2 separate regions of the Homo sapiens genome follow, and region 2 is linked to region 1. A link is a loop called in an ENCODE intact Hi-C map of the cell type or tissue named here. Cell type or tissue: sigmoid colon. All regions are shown on one strand.

The links. Hi-C counts contacts between places; a loop is a spot of excess contacts. Peaks named below come from ENCODE experiments on the same cell type or tissue, not always from the same donor. Only the 100,000 strongest peaks of a DNase experiment are listed, where the experiment ranks them.
Region 2: it touches region 1 in a loop (2.0-fold over the local background); 5 of 110 quality-filtered maps call a loop at or near these places.

What each region holds. Positions count from the first base shown.
Region 1 is chr6:160,426,892-160,434,891 of GRCh38, forward strand. The region is part of intron 5 of SLC22A3 (solute carrier family 22 member 3); the gene reads left to right. Among named protein-coding and RNA genes, the nearest start is that of SLC22A3, 83 kb to the left of the region's middle. In sigmoid colon, no CTCF peak of the experiment used is centred here; DNase peaks (open chromatin) are centred at 1,350, 3,480, 4,045 and 4,440; H3K27ac peaks cover 621 bases.
Region 2 is chr6:160,221,736-160,229,735 of GRCh38, forward strand. SLC22A2 (solute carrier family 22 member 2) reads right to left here. Exons shown (of 11, transcript NM_003058.4): 10 at 2,970-3,069. Among named protein-coding and RNA genes, the nearest start is that of SLC22A2, 33 kb to the right of the region's middle. RefSeq lists an enhancer at 5,051-5,979. In sigmoid colon, no CTCF peak of the experiment used is centred here; no DNase peak of the experiment used is centred here; H3K27ac peaks cover 570 bases.

The DNA of each region.
Region 1 (8,000 bases):
TGTGTCTACCGCACTAGTGGGACTTGTGGGTCCCTATTGTCTACATCTAGATTTAGTATGCTTCAGTTTCCTAATTTTTCCAGCCCCCTCAGTGCTTTAAGTTGCACATCTCTAGTTACTGGAGATTCTTTGTACCTTCACTGGAGCACTTGGAAAACAGAAGAAATCAAAGGGCAGTCAGGACTCTCCCAGCAGGCAGGGACCAGGTCAGAGTCAGGATGAAGACAAAGCACCCTGAGCAAGAAGCAATGGAAGAGATGCTTGTGACCCGAGCTGATGGGGAAGGTTGAGGGCAACGCAGAGACCCCACTGCCGACTTGCCAAGAAAACGTGCAGGAAATGAGGGAAGGCTCCATTTTCCTGAGAAAAGGGATGGAGGAACATAGGCAGCATCAAGCTCCAGCTACTGGCTCTTTGAGAATGTAGTCGGGACTTGCCCCAGTCACCCTTGCCCTGAGAACTCAGTGACTGGGGCTAATGTCACCCTGGCTGTCCTTGACCTGTGCAGAAAGCACTGCCAACCCTGGACAGTGGGGGAAGGGCCTTATGTGCCCAGGCCCCAGCAGGAGACACCTACCAGGAATCTAGTGGGACAAGGTTTCAGGGATCCTGGAATCCTGCCCACACCCAACAGCTGGAACAGTTCCCTCAGCTGGCGAGTGGACAGGTGGTCTGATGAGCTCATATGTTATTGATGATGATGTTAAAGACCATGTTCCCATAGAAATAATTCCCAAAGCATTCAGAAGACTGAGAAGAAGTGATGATAAGAATTGTTCTGGGCAGGAGTGTGTAGTTTTGATTTTTACTTGTGATAAAGCAGAGGATTTGCTTGAATTCACTCAAACTTGCTTTTTCTCTCTCTTCAAAACAACTTTGGCTGACCAGTGTCTCATAGACACTCAATTTGCCTTTTCATGGAACTCAAAATTTTGTGTATCCATACATGCTACCATAGTTTCAGGCACTGGGCATTTCAAAAATGTGATATTTAGAACCTTTCTATTTCCGTGATGACTGTTGGCATAGATGCTGCTGGAGATTTCGATGACATGTTGGATTCAGTCCACGCAAGTTTTGATGCATATTCCCTTAATTTCTGAGCCTTTAGAGTTAGAGTTTTAGAACTGAGAGTACATTCTCTTCTTTTTTCCTTTCTCCTCTTATGTCAACAGGCTCCCTTCCCCACCCCCCCACCCACACACACAAACAAAAAATAAAAATAAAACGCTCTCAGCTTTGCTTTTAAGAAATGAAGAAATGTTCCAACATGTGACCCACAGCTGCAATCCGTTCACCTTTGCCAATACTGAGGCTGCCCTCTGGGTCCCTCCTGGGACTGCATAGATAGAGGCCCATTTGCTGTTCTGGGCAGCATGCCCAGTCATCTAGGAGGTGGGGGACTGGGGCACTCTTTCAGGCCAACTCAAACTAATGGAATAAAATATCTTCTCCATGCAGTGTCTCAAAGAAAGAGCCACCTGGGCTGCAGGTGACCAGACTCGCTCAGTGCAGCACGGTAGCTCCTAGCCTCATGTGCAGTCAAACACATGAGATGTGGCAAGTCTGAACTGAGATGTGCTATCAAGTAAACTGTACAATGGATTTCAAAGATTTAATAGGAAGCAAAGAGTATGGAACGCCTCATGAATAATTTCATATTGGTTACACCTTGAAATGATCATGTTTTGGATCTATTGGATTAAATGAAAAGTATTATAAATTAATTTCCCCTGTTTCTCTTTATGTTTTTTAATGTGGCCACTAGAAAATGTAAATGTACTCGTGTGGCTCACATTATATTCTTACTGGACAGCATTGGTCCAGAGGACTGGGATTTATTTTTAACTACTTTAATAAACATCAAACATTTGTGATAATTTTAATACAAATATTTCCCCATCGTATATGCTCTTGCATGGTAAATATTTTATCTACTCTTGTTTTAAAGGATAAGGAGGTTTTCAAAAATTGCCGAAGTACTACAGGTAATTTGGCAAATTCTCTTTTATGGGTACCAGATAGTGCTATTTCCACCCAGAAGCTGGCTACAGCTCTGTAATGTGACATGCTTACTCCTGGCTATTCTGGGCTGGTCCTCGTCTGACTAATGAGCTCATTATCCACTGGGCAGTGGGATGGAAGGACATGAGCACCTCAGCTGTCACTGCCGAGCTTCCTCCCAGCCCCACCAGGCCCTCTGGTTCCTGATGCTTGTCTGTAAGACCAATGGGTACTTTAACTTTTGAAGGTGGTTTCTGGTTCCCCCAATCGGTGAGCCCAAAGACCTCAAATAACATTTTATTCACACAGACTTCTTAGAGATGAAAAGTTTCTAGAGAGCAGAGCCTTTAGGGAACTAGTGATGATGCATTCACTGAATAAATCACAGTATTATACTCAAGAGCAAATACGTTTTCTTTCTTATTGGTGTCATCTTTCCTTGTGAAATACGGCAACTGATGAAGAAGTCTCCTATTGAGAATAACCAGACGAAATCACAAGGCTAGACAAGCAGCTACTAACACCATCCCCTTCCCCCTGCCCATGGTAAACCCTGCTGGCAAATGTATTTCTCCCTCCTAAACCTGGGAGGACTCACGTTTCTGCACCCAGAGCCCCAGGTGGAAGTAAACAATGGGAGTGAGCCGATGAGGTGGGATTGCTGTTCCTTGACTCTTAGTGCTTCTCATGCTAGTCTCCTGGGGATGCAGTTAAAATGCAGATTCTCTCTCTAGATCTGGGGCGGGGCTTGTTCAGCAGGCTCCCAGGGGAGACCAACGCTGCTGACTTGTGGGTCATACTTTGAGTTGCAAGGTTGCGTACGTGGTATTTGCCAGTGTGCACATTCATGAAAAAGTATCCTGCCTTAAGCCTGGTAGATCCACAGTTCCAAATCAACATTAAATACATCTGGTATACTTAAGAAAATTCAACATAAAAAGAAATCCATTTCTTAAAAAAAAAAAAGGCAGAGCAACCATTCTCTTTATCTGAGGACCTTTAAAAGCATCTGCCTTTATGTGTCACAGCATTAGCTACTAATTACTAAAGGAAAAAGTGCTGGGTGAATTATCACCTGAAAATAAAGTAACTCTCAAATGTTATAAAACATAAGATTAATGTTGACAGCCTCTGTTACTATGACATATTGTGTGCCAGGTGTGTGTGTGTTATAGGTGCATATATGTATATATATACACACTTGTATGTATCTGTGTATATGTACACATATCTATGTATCTATATAGACAGATGGGTTATTTAAATGAATTTTCAAAACACTAATAAGGTGTGATTTGATAAATGAATAATATTTAATAATAATATTAAAATAATATATTTGAATATTATTATTCTCCTGCTACTGATGAGAAAACTAAGGCTCAAACAGTTTAAGTAACATGCTAGTAAAAAAATGTTCTGAGTAGAATACCACATGTCTGGCCTAACCCTGACTGTCTTTTTTCTGACCCGAGACCAGTCCTCCACGTGGGGAGCTCTGAACACCATATTTATAACAGATGGTTATTTATAATGTCTTTCTCTTCTTTGGCAATTTAAATGAAGACGTCAACTTGAAGAAATGTTTCACCAGGAAGAATTGCAAAGAGAGCTGAATTAATCAAAGAAAGACGAATAAAGTGTTCTTTTAATATGGAGTACATAATTGTTGATGGAAAACACAGTCTTGGCAGAATTAAAAGATAATCAAAGAGATGAATAGGGCAAATAGCAATTCAGCTCATTAAATAAATACAAGGAAACTAACCTCTGCAGTTTAACCTTGAGCGATACCTTTTCCCATGAATAGAGAGTGTCGATACTAGGCAACAAGCCTCTGAACAGATAGTGTTACCCGGAACATCACCCTTTTCTCCCTTTGCTTCAAATCAAAACCAGCATCCCCCATTTAGACAGCATAAAAGGTATGACAAAACGGGACGCCAAGTGAGACACTGTTGATTCTGTTTCTATGAAATTCTAGAAAAAGCAAAACTGTCATGACAGAAAGCAGATCTGGGTTTCCAGAGCCCAGAGTGGGGGGAGGGGACTGACTTCACTGAGACACAAGGAAACTTTTGGGGATCATGGAAAGGGTCCGTACCACGGTTGTGGTGGTGGTTATAAGACTATATATTTGTCAAAAGTCTTCAAAGTGTGCACTTAGAATTGCTGAAGTTTATTGTACATAAATTACATGTAAATATCATAAAGTGCATGTAAATGGTATGTGAGGTAATAAAGCAATTTTTTAAAAACAATTTTAAACCTGGTATAGCATTTTGTTTTTTTGTGTGTCTGACTCAGACCAGGCAAAATTTAGTAACCCTTTGGCAACAGAAAATCAGCACAGATATAGAGCTAGAAGTTATTGTAAAAGAATAATAGTGGCGGCCGCCACGGCGCAGGAGTTGCCAAGATTTTCCTGGATGAATTCCATCCAAGATACGGTTTTAAGTCTCTCAAGGCCTTTGGATGCCTAGAAAGTGGGTCATCTTTCAGAATATCTGCGTCACTGTGGAGATGTTAGTAAATCAAAGACCAGCTGGATTTGTCCTTAAATGTAGCAAAATATGTACTTGCTTGGAAGTACTCTTAATCCTTTCATTCACTGGACAGGGAAGACTGGTTTCACAGTCCTGACTCCCTTCATTCGTTATCAACACCTCGTATTTTTTTTTTGGTAGATGATATATATGAGGCAGTAAACTTGTGGTCTGGAAAAGCAGAGATCATATTACCACTCTGTTTTAACTTCTAAAAGTTTGAAATTAAGACTTATACCAGGTATTTTTATGGAGTGGATTGGAGTATAGAAGCAATTATTTTAACTATTTGCTAAAAAAAAATTGCCTAAAATATTCAGTTATTAAAGGAAAAGCATTGTTCTGGATTGGATTCTTCAGATAATTCTGCTTTTGGCAACAAGTAACAGAAAACCAACTTAAATAGGTTTGGACAATAAGGACATTCACTGGCTCGTGTGTCTGGAATTCTAGCAACAGCAGCATTCAGGGTTGGCCAGACCAGGATCTCAACAATCTTATTAAACCATGGTTTTCTTCTCCTCTCTCCACTCTGTTGACAGGATAGCTTCATCTTAAGACTTGTTGTCTCATCAGTGTAAGATGACTGCTAAGTTGTATGTGAGCCCACAATTTCCTCATTCATTCCTTGAAGGAAGAAAAAAGATTTCTTCAGGAACTTCTGACTTAAAAGCAATGAAGGACTTTCCCAGAAGTCCATTTCTCATTGGCCCGAATTGGGTTGTATGCCCATTTCTCATTGGTTCAAATTGGGTCACGTGCCCAGTCACTGACATGGAGGATACGATTTCCCTAAACTAATCAGGCCTCCCGCTACAACTAGAAGGAGACTCAGCTCCCACAAACATATGAATTGATGGTGCGGGAGAGTGTAGTGGGAATTCTGTTAGGAAAGAGAAGGAAGTCAACAATCGGGTACGCTGTGTCTAATTTAAGTCCATGACTTTAAAAGTGAGCTTTTTTTTTTGTTACAAAAATAATGTAGGCTTAATTTTTTTTTTTTTTTTGAGACGGAGTCTCCCCGACACCCAGGCTGGAGTGCAATGGCACGATCTCGGCTCACTGCAACTCCGCCTCCCAGGTTCAAACGATTCTCCTGCCTCAGCCTCCCGAGTAGCTGGGATTACAGATGCCCACCACCAAGCCCAGATATTTTTTGTATTTTTAGTAGAGACGGGGTTTCACCATGTTGGCCAGGCTGGTCTCGAACTCCTGACCTCGTGATCCGCCCGCCTTGGCCTCCCAATGTTAGGCTTAATTTTTAATTTTCAGAGATTATTTGTAGCTGAAAAGAAGAAAGTAATTAATGAAATGATACGGCATACTTTTAAACAATAAATATCATATTCTACATACTGCAGACACATTACCGCATAATGGTTAAAAATACAGACTTTGCTATCAACCTCCTGGTTCATCTTCTTACTGTCTGTGTGTCCTCCTTGGGTAAGGTACATAGCTTTCCTCCACCTCAACTTCTTTCTCTCTGTAATAGGAATGATAGTAGTATCTGTACAAGTTTCTCCAGCACTAAGCCTCTCATTCAGGGGTCAGCAAACTACAGCTTGCAGGCCAGACATGCAGGCAACCTGTTTTTGTAAATAAATTTTATTGGAAGCCATTTATGTATCGTCTATGACTGTTTTCACACTACGATGGTAAAGGTAAGTAGTTCCAACAGAGGTCTTAGAGCTCACAAAACCAAAAACATTTAATATATAGCCCTTTGCAGAAAACGTTCGCCAACCTCTAGGTTAATACATAAGATCTTTATTTTCTTGTCAAAATCTAACATGTCATAATTCTGTGGTCATTGAGTGACTGGAGATCTGCCAGAGAAAGGCAATTATCTACAGAGCTAACATGAAAGCAAGAGATGCTCCTTTATTTTATCACTTAAAAACAGTGAAGAATCATGAACAACTGAAAAATCTACAAATGTGTTTAAATGTCAAATTAGGCTGGGCATGATGGCTAATGCCTGTAATCCCAACATTTTGGGAGGCGAAGTCAGGAGGATTGTTCAAGCCCAGGAGTTCAAGACCAGCCTGGGCAACACAGCAAGACCCTGTCTCTACTACTACTACTACTACTACTACTACTACTACTGCTACTAATAAGCCAGGTGCTGTGGCATGCACCTGTGGTACCAGCTACTCAGGAGGCTGAGGTGGGAGGATTGCTTGAGTCGGGAGGTTGAGGCTGTAGTGAGTCATGATTACACCACTACACTCTAGCCTAGGTGACAGAGAGAGACCCTATCTCAAAAAAAATTTTTTTAAATTTTTTTAAAAAGTCAAACTATCTACCTGAACTGACCAGAGATCTTGAAATATGTGATGTAGGATTTCCCTTCAACTCTGGGATGTTGGAACTGGAAACTTGAGTGAGAGTGAATTTGTTCACACTCATAGCTAGTGGATAGAAGTCATAGCTCTCAGCAGAAGTCTGAAGAGGAAATAAAAGAGAGCCAGTAATAAATTGCTGTGAATATTTCTTTTGAAAAGCAAAGAAAAAAGTATTGCCACCTGTGTGTGCTGAATGGACAGTGGTATTGATATGTAGACAAGGGATCCTGTCAGGGAATCCCTGGAGAGAGAAGAGTCTGAGACTGACACTGCCCGGCAGCCCCAAGTCTGAGTTGTGGAAAAGCCCTCAGTAAAAGGAAAAACTCATGGCAACGAGTTGGTGGTGATACTTTCATGGAGGAACATTGTCCTTGCAGGATGGGTGGTTTTAATCCTGAATTTAAAGATCTTTAAAATCTAAATTATCTAGTCAAATTTTTTTCATAAAACAATGTTTTAATTAAAGATTCAGTTTTAGGTCAAGTGCACAGTGTCTTTCTTTAAAAATATTTAGATGTGGCCATCAACTATCAAGAATGTTTCTAGAATGAAATATATTCAGCAGTGCTGTGTGGGGATCAGGAACACAGGCTCCACCAATCAGTTGCCTGGTTTCAATTCCTGGCTGATTTACCTGTGTACTATTCACTCCTGAAAGTCCTAAGCCTTGTTTTCCTTATTTATAGAATAAGATTAACAGAAGTACTAACTTTATAGAGCTTTGATGAGACTTAAAATAATCCACGTAAAGTGCTTAGTCTAGAATCTAATATCACACACTCCATAAACACTAGCCATTTTAATGTATTAACACATAGAAATGAATTGTAGAAAACATTTTGGCAACAAACTATACCATAATATATATTTGTAATCTATGGAGTTCCTATCTTTCACTTTTGATATTCCTGTCTTGTTTTTTGAGCAGCAAAGGTTAAGGTAGACACAGAAAAATCCCTCACTGGGGTCTTCAAATTTAGAAGGTTAGCTCAGGGGTCATCTTAATAGACATTATATTAGTTAAGATCCAGGTCAACTTGCTAATGAAACAAGGCCCCAAAAATACAGTGATGAAAAAGATAAAAGTGTCTTTCTCTCTAGC
Region 2 (8,000 bases), 210 kb before region 1:
TGGAACAGTTAGATCACACGCATTTATCAATTAAGTTTGCTGTTTTACACAGCCATGGTTTGTGGTGCCCTAAAACAATTACAATAGCAGTATCAAAGATCACTGATTGCAGATCACCATCACAGATATGATAATAATGGAAAAGTTTAAAATATTGTGAGAATTACCAAAACATGCCACAGTGACATGAAGTGAGCACCTGCTGTTGGAAAAATGCTGCAAATAAACTTGCTTAATGTAGGGTTGCTGTATACCTTCAATCTGTTAAAAAACACAATATCTGCAAAGCACAATAAAATGAAGTGCAATAAAAGAAGGTGCATGGGAAGGGCATGGAAAGCACTGGGTAGAGCTCTTAGTAAATGTTAGCTATTGTTATCCTCATTTTACAGAAAGGAAAACAGGCTTAAGAAGTGAGATAAGGTATTAGGTATAAGTTCACAGGTTATATTTGTAACTAGGACAGGTTTAGTGCCCTTAGGAACCATAACAATTTAATCAGGAACCAATCGACACTTAATTAGTGTCAGGCATATTTTCTTCTTTAATCCAGTGAGTAGGTACTGTTGTCCCCATTTACAGATGAGGAAACTGAGGCTTTGAGGCATTAAGGCAATAAAGCCACACACATGGGAAATGTGACGGCAGGGCTCAGGCTCTACAGGACTTGCTCTTCACCACACATATTACTGCCTGCCTGGCACTGGCGCTGGCTAGAGAAAGAAACTTCAATTAGGCATGCTGTAGAAGGAACTTCAGCATTTATTCCACAAATAATTGGTAAGCTCCTGCTCTGTGTATGCCACGCACTGTGCTGAGTTCCAGTGATACAGCAGTAAACAGGATTTAGACTGTCTTTGACGGGAGGTGCCCATGTGTGTGGGAAGCTGCATGGGGAGAGGGGTACGGGGTGGGAGGTGGTTGGTTTAGATGAAAGGTCTCCAACTCAAATGTCTGCATGCACCAAGCAGATCATACAATGTACCAAAGACAATAGGAAACAGTGGGGACTGTGGCCTCCTGCAGAGGGCATGCCCTTGAGAAAGCCAAGCGATCATTCAGCTCCTACAAATTGCCAACAAGAGGAAATATCTTCTCAGTGTTACCAAATCTTCTGCTTTTTAAAAACAGATCCTGGAAATCCAGTTTATGTGGAATTTCCCACTTTAAAAAAATACTTTGTAGGCCAAAGAAAGCACTGGAGAACTTGGTGGCCTGCAGGCTGCGAGTGTGTGACCTCCGCTCGGATTCAAAGGCCTCTTCCAACTCTAAGACTCAAGTTCTAGGAAAAGCCTCAGACCACTGTGATTTACCAGCATTTTGCCCAAGTACTGAAAATGTTAAACATGAAGGTTTGGTAAAATGAATAAAAATCAGTTGTTTGTGGTATCAGCAGGCCAAAAGTGGAGTAAGAAGAAAATAAATAAAAATATCTAAACATACTGTATAAACAAACTTGTGGGGAGAGTGTCAGATAGGTTTGTCTTTATCTAGAATTTTTTAATGTACTGTTTGAATGGGTTCATATGGTCCAAAATTCAAAATTACAAAAAGGTAAGCATTGAAGTCTCCCTTCTACCTGTATCTCACAGTCACTCAATTCCATAGACAACCAGTGTTACGGTTCTTGTATATTTTTCCAGAGCTACAAGTATTTATATATATGTCTTTCACTATTTTTACACAAATGATAGAATATATACATTTCTATGTTTTGCTTTTTCCCCCATTAGCAATATATCTTGGAGAACTTTCCTTGTCAGCGTATGTGAAATGGCCTCATTCTTTTTAATGGCTGTATAATTTTACAGAATGGCATATCATTTATTTAACTGGTGTTCTAATTCATGGTCATTTAGGTTGTTTCCAACACTTGTTATAAAAAATTGCCTTAATGACTAGTCCTGTACATATATCACTTTGTACACGTAAACTTCTAGAGGTGTAGAGTTACTAGGTTAAAGGATATACATGTTTATAATTTTTATTTAATTTATTTTTATTTTTTTGAGACAAGAGTATTGCTTTGTCGCCCAGGCTGGAGTGCAGTGGCACGATCTCAGCTCACTGCAACCTCTGCCTCCCAGTTTCAAGCAATTCTCCTGCCTCAGCCTCCCCAGTGGCTGGGATTACAGGCGCATACCACCACACCCAGATAATTTTTTTGTACTTTTTTAGTAGAGACGGGGTTTCACCATGTTACCCAGGCTGATCTCGATCTCCTGACCTTGTGATCCACCCGCCTCAGCATCCCAAAGTGCTGGGATTAGAAGCATGAGCCACTGCACCCAGCCCATGTTTGTAATTTTTATACTACTATTGCATTGTCCATTATAGAGGCATCTAATTCCTACCAGCAACACGGGAGACTACATTTCTCCCCATTCTTCCCCAACATAGTGTGTTACCAAGTAATTTTAGTTTTGACAATCCAAGTAGTTATTAGTGCAGTGTTAATTTGAACTTCTCTTACTATGAAGGAAGTTGAGCATATTTTCATATATTTAAGAGCTGTTTTTATTTCCTTTTCATTGAATTATTTGCTCAAATCTGTTATTTTTTTTTTTCTATTAGGTGGTCGCTTTTATGGAATTGTTAGGAAAATTAGCCCAATGTAGAGTAGTAAATATTTTCTTCAAGTTTATAATTTTATTTTTAGCTTATAGTAGTTGTTTAACGCAGAATATTTTATTTTTATGAAAGCAAACATATTGACCTTTCTTCTATGGATTCTGGATTTTTTGGGTCATATTTAGAAAGACCTTCTCCACGTGAAAGTTTAAAGAAATTCTCGTATAATGTCTTTGTAATTTTACTAATTTTTTTGATGCTTTCAAGTCTTTGATTTAGTTTGAATTTATCTCAGTGTATGGTGTGAAGTATAAAGTCAATTTAATTCTTTCCAAATGGCTATAGGGTTGTCTTAAAACCTTTATAGAACAATTCATTTAGAACTTTCAACTGCCTACCTTTGCATATTTTCGGCTTCCTCGATGGTCTCAGGCAAAGCTTTCCCTTTAGTTTCTGGAAGCAACAGCACCAGACCTCCAGCAACCAAGCCAAGCACGCCTGAAAGCCAAACAGATGAATATCACATTAAGAACTGAAAAACTCAAGGTCTATAATTAGAGTTTCCCTTATTTTTGTTTAAAACTTTTTTTTAGCATTTTTCTATACTTATTTACAGATTCCTTTGCCATCTCTGACTGCTGTATTTTCCATTATAAATATTATACCAGTTCCAAACTCCATTGAATTACTATTCCTAATAGGGAAATGAAATACTTAACATTTTGAGTCAAGGTTATTCTAGGGTAGAGGACATTGCCACCATATTAAGATACTTTGGAGTTAGAAAATAACTCTGCAAAAAATTAACTGTATGAAAAGGAGGACTGTAACCCTTCCAGTTTAAATCACTTAGTAAGGAAAATAAGTCAGAAACTTGGATCATTTCTAGCAAATAAAAGTAATGAATTATGTATCTATTACTATGTAAGAGCACTAAAAAGTATAGCCAGGATTTTAGTTAAAATTCAGGTGTTCATTAAATTCCCGTTATTCCTTTTTTTCTTTGTCTCTAGCTATAATCTTTAATAATAAACACTTACATGTTTTTGTTTCTTTAGATTCTGATAAAAGTTTTGATCTTTTAAAGTTGTATTTATATGTGTTTCACAATAATAGAATACAGAAAATAGGATGTGGGTTCTTTACTAGTTTTGAGGTCTCAAAACACTGCATGCCAGTCTCTATTTTTACACCCTCAGAAAATGGCTGAATTAGAAGCTGCAGGGCACAGATCCCAAGCTCTGAGGGCCTGGGCTCCAACTCTGGCCCCTTACATACTGGTCTCAAGGCCTTGGGAAGTTCTGTAATCTTTCTGATGCTCCAGACATTCCTATATAAATTGGGATAACATACTGTCAAGTCAAGTTTAGCCTACAGCTGCCTCCTTACATATTTTAAGTTTGGCCTAAAGGTTTCTCTATACATTGTGAACTATAATCTAGATGGAATGGTAAACACACTATAGCCTACTCTTGTGCCAATTAAAACCACCTTTGCAAAATTATGACTGAGACAGTGAAAGAGATCTAACTTAATCGACTTCATCTTGCTTCTAACCTCCAAGCTGTCCTTGTCATTCTTGGGTATAGGCTGAACTAACTTTGGGAGAAACTTAGTTTATAGATTAAAACAAAGATGACCACAGCGAAAGGAGACCTCTTTGTTGCCTGGGGACTAGGTTGCCTTTGTAGGACTAACATTAGCCACAACATAAGAAATTATGGTTTAGGAGTCATGCAGTTGGAGTCTACAAGATTCTGACCCTTTCTAAACTGCTGCTAAAATCAGTGCTTGAGGCATTTTGCAGACCCTGCACTCAGTGGATCAGCTGACACCACCCAAATTGATAAACTGGCTTATCTGGTCTTGTGGCCCCCAGCAAGGACTGACTCAGCGCAAGACAGCTTTGACTCCCTATGATTTCACCCCTGACCAATCAGCACTGCCGGCTCACTGGCTTCCCCCACCCACAAAGTTATGCTTAAAAACTTTGCTCCCCAAATGCTCAGGAGACTGATTTGAGTAATAATAAAACTCCAGTCTCCCACACAGCCGGCTCTGTGTGAATTACTCATTCTCTATTGCAATTCCCCTGTCTGGAGAAATTGACTGTCTAGGCAGCAGGCAAGGTGAACCCCTTGGGTGGTTACAAAATCACCAAGTTTTAGCCAGTCAAATGCGGCCAACTGTTCAAACCATGTTCAAATAAGGCAAACGCTAAGCTGTAACCAATCCCATTATTTGTGTACCTCACTTCCGATTTGTGTACGTGATTTTCTTTTTCTGTCCATAAATCTTCTTTCACCCTGTGGTTGTGTTGGAATCTCGGAGCCTACTCTGGCTCAGGAGGCTGCCTGATTCTCGAATCATTCTTTGCTTAATTAAACTCTTAAAAAAATTTAATTCAGCAGAAGTTTTTCTTTAACAATACCACCTCACAAATGTAAACTAAAAATAAAATTCGGAGATCCCCAACTGATTGAATTGAACTGAAAAACTTCAAGGTTTTTCACCCCCACCCCTTCCCATTCAAGCCCTGATGGAAAGGGGTGGGGGTCAGACATATCTCATTATACCCTCTCCCTTTTGGAGTTCAAGCACAACTCACCAGTGTTAACATTAAAACATATCTTAAGACTGACACAACAGACTCTTTGTAGCAATAAGATAGCAAATTCCAGCCTGACCATAGAATAATATCACATGACAGACAAAAAAAATTAAAATATTTTACCCCAAAATATATTTCTTTGCCCTATTTTGAAATGGCCTGGCAAAGCCATCTTTTGTGGAGAGAATTTGCATCTGTAAAGAATCTCTATTAACATAACTAGATCTTTCCCTTTCCAGACCCTCCCAATCCTGAAGAGATTAACTGAGAGTCTAGCACCTTTTAAAGATCTGTATAGGAAACATTTGCCATTGATTTTCTCAAAGGGTACCACCTATGAGACTTCATCTACATAATAAGAGCCTTGGTTTCCATAACCACTTATCTTAACTCAGGCACTCTTTTCTATTGATTCCGGACCTTCAGATAATAACTTAACTCTTTCAAGCAATTGCCAATCAGAAAATCTTTGAATCCACCTATGACCTGGAAGCCCCTGCTTTGTGTTGTCTTGCTTTTCTGGACCAAACTAATGGATACCTCGCATGTATTGATGGATGGCTTTTGTCTGCTTAATACGTATAAAACCAAGCTGTAATCCAACTACCTTGGACACATGTTCTCAGGACCTCTTGAGACTGTGCCTCAGGCAAGTCACTCATATTTGGTCAGAATGTGGTCACTCATATTTGGCTCAGAATAAACTCTTTAAATATTTTACAGAATTTAGCTTTTTTCCTCGACATGTCAGAGGCATTTGAAACACAACAACTTTCTCTTGAATAGGGACTGGGTAAAATAAGGCTGAGACTTACAGGATTGCATTCCCAGACAGTTAGCACTCTAAGTCACAGGATGAGATAGGAGGTCAGCACAAGATACAGCTCATAAAGACCTTGCTGGTCAAACAGGCTGCAGTAAAGCCAGCTATAACCCACCAAAACCAAGATGGCAATGAGAGGGACCTCTGGTCGTCTTCATTGCTACACTCCCACCAGTACTGTGACAGTTTACAAATGCCATGGCAACATCAGGAAGTTACCCTATATGGTCAAAAAACAGGAAACTCATTAATAACCCACCTTTTGTTTAGCATATAATCAAGAAATAACTATAAAAATGGGCAACTAGCAGCCCTCAGGGCTGCTCTGCCTGTGGAGTAGCCATTCTTTATTCCTTGACTTCCTTAATAAAGTTGCTTTCACATTATTCTATGGATTTGCCCTGAATTCTTTCATGTGTGAGATCCAAGAACCCTCTCTTGGGGTCTGGATCGGACACCTTTCCAATAACATCTTTCTGGTGAACCCTGAAGGGAGGATACTGAGGAGACCTCCCCTCCGCCAGCGCAAAGGAAACAGACTGCAGCACTGATTAATTAACTTTGGGTAAGTGCTGGCGTACCCAGGTAAAGGACGTGATTGGGTTAGAGGCCCAATTTAGGGGAGTTAGAGTCTCTTCTAAGACAGAGAGGGTTAAAAGTCCCTCTTAATAAAAGGCAAAGACACTTGACTGAACTTGGGTTTGAGGACTAACTTAGAAAGGCTAGAGTCTTTCCTAAGACTGAGGGGATTAGAGGTCCCTCTCAGTAAAGTCCCCCTCAGCTAAGAACTAGTTTGGCACTATGGGATGTTAACTGCTATTTTCTTTGAATTAATTTCCCTTGCACTCTGCTGATGTCTATGGGTGACAGGATTAGGCATATACAGGATCATAGAAACATGGATAGTAATTGTCAGGCCTCTGAGCCCAAGCTAAGCCATCATATCCCCTGTGGCCTGCACGTATATATCCAGATGGCCTGAAGTAACTGAAGAATCACAAAAGAAGTGAAAATGGCCTGTTCCTGACTTAACTGATGACATTACCTTGTGAAATTCCTTCTCCTGGCTCGTCCTGGCTCAAAAGCTCCCCCACTGAGCACCTTGTGTCCCCCACCCCTGCCCACCAGAGAACAACCCCCTTTGACTGTAATTTTCCATTACCTACCCAAATCCTATAAAACGGCCCCACCCCTATCTCCCTTCGATGACTGTCTTTTTGGACTCAGACCTCCTGCACCCAGGTGAAATAAACAGCCTCGTTGCTCACACAAAGCCTGTTTGGTGGTCTCTTCACATGGACACCAGTGAAATTTGGTTCCGTGACTCGGATCAGGGGACCTCTCTTGGGAGATCAATCCCCTGTCCTCCTGCTCTTTGCTCTGTGAGAAAGATCCACCTATGACCTCTGGTCCTCAGACTAACCAGCCCAAGGAACATCTCACCAATTTTAAATCTGGTAAGTGGCCTCTCTTCACTCTCTTCTCCAACCTCTCTCACTATCCCTCAACCTCTTTCTTCTTTCAATCTTGGCACCACACTTCAATCTCTCCCTTCTCTTAATTTCAGTTCCTTTCCTTTTCTCGTAGAGACAGAGATGATGCATTTTATCTGTGGACCTGAAGCTCCAGCACCAGTCACGGACTTGGGTTTAATCATGTGGGGATGCCTGCCTGATTATTTACCCACATTTCATTGGTGTCTGATCACCACGGGGATGCTTGCCTTGGTCATTCACCCACATTCCTTGGTGGCAAGTGAATTGCGGGGGCGCCTGCTTTGGCTGCTCACCCACATTGCAGCCCAGGGCTGCTCACCCAACCCCTTCTCTCCATGTACCCACCCCTTCTCCACTTTCCTGGGGGGCAAGCACCTCCCACCCCTTTTACACTTTTCTGGGGGGCAAGCACCCCCCACTCCTTCTCTCTGTGTCTCTACTCTCTCTTTTCTCTGGGCTTGCCTCCTTCATTATGGACAACCTTCCACCTTCCATTCCT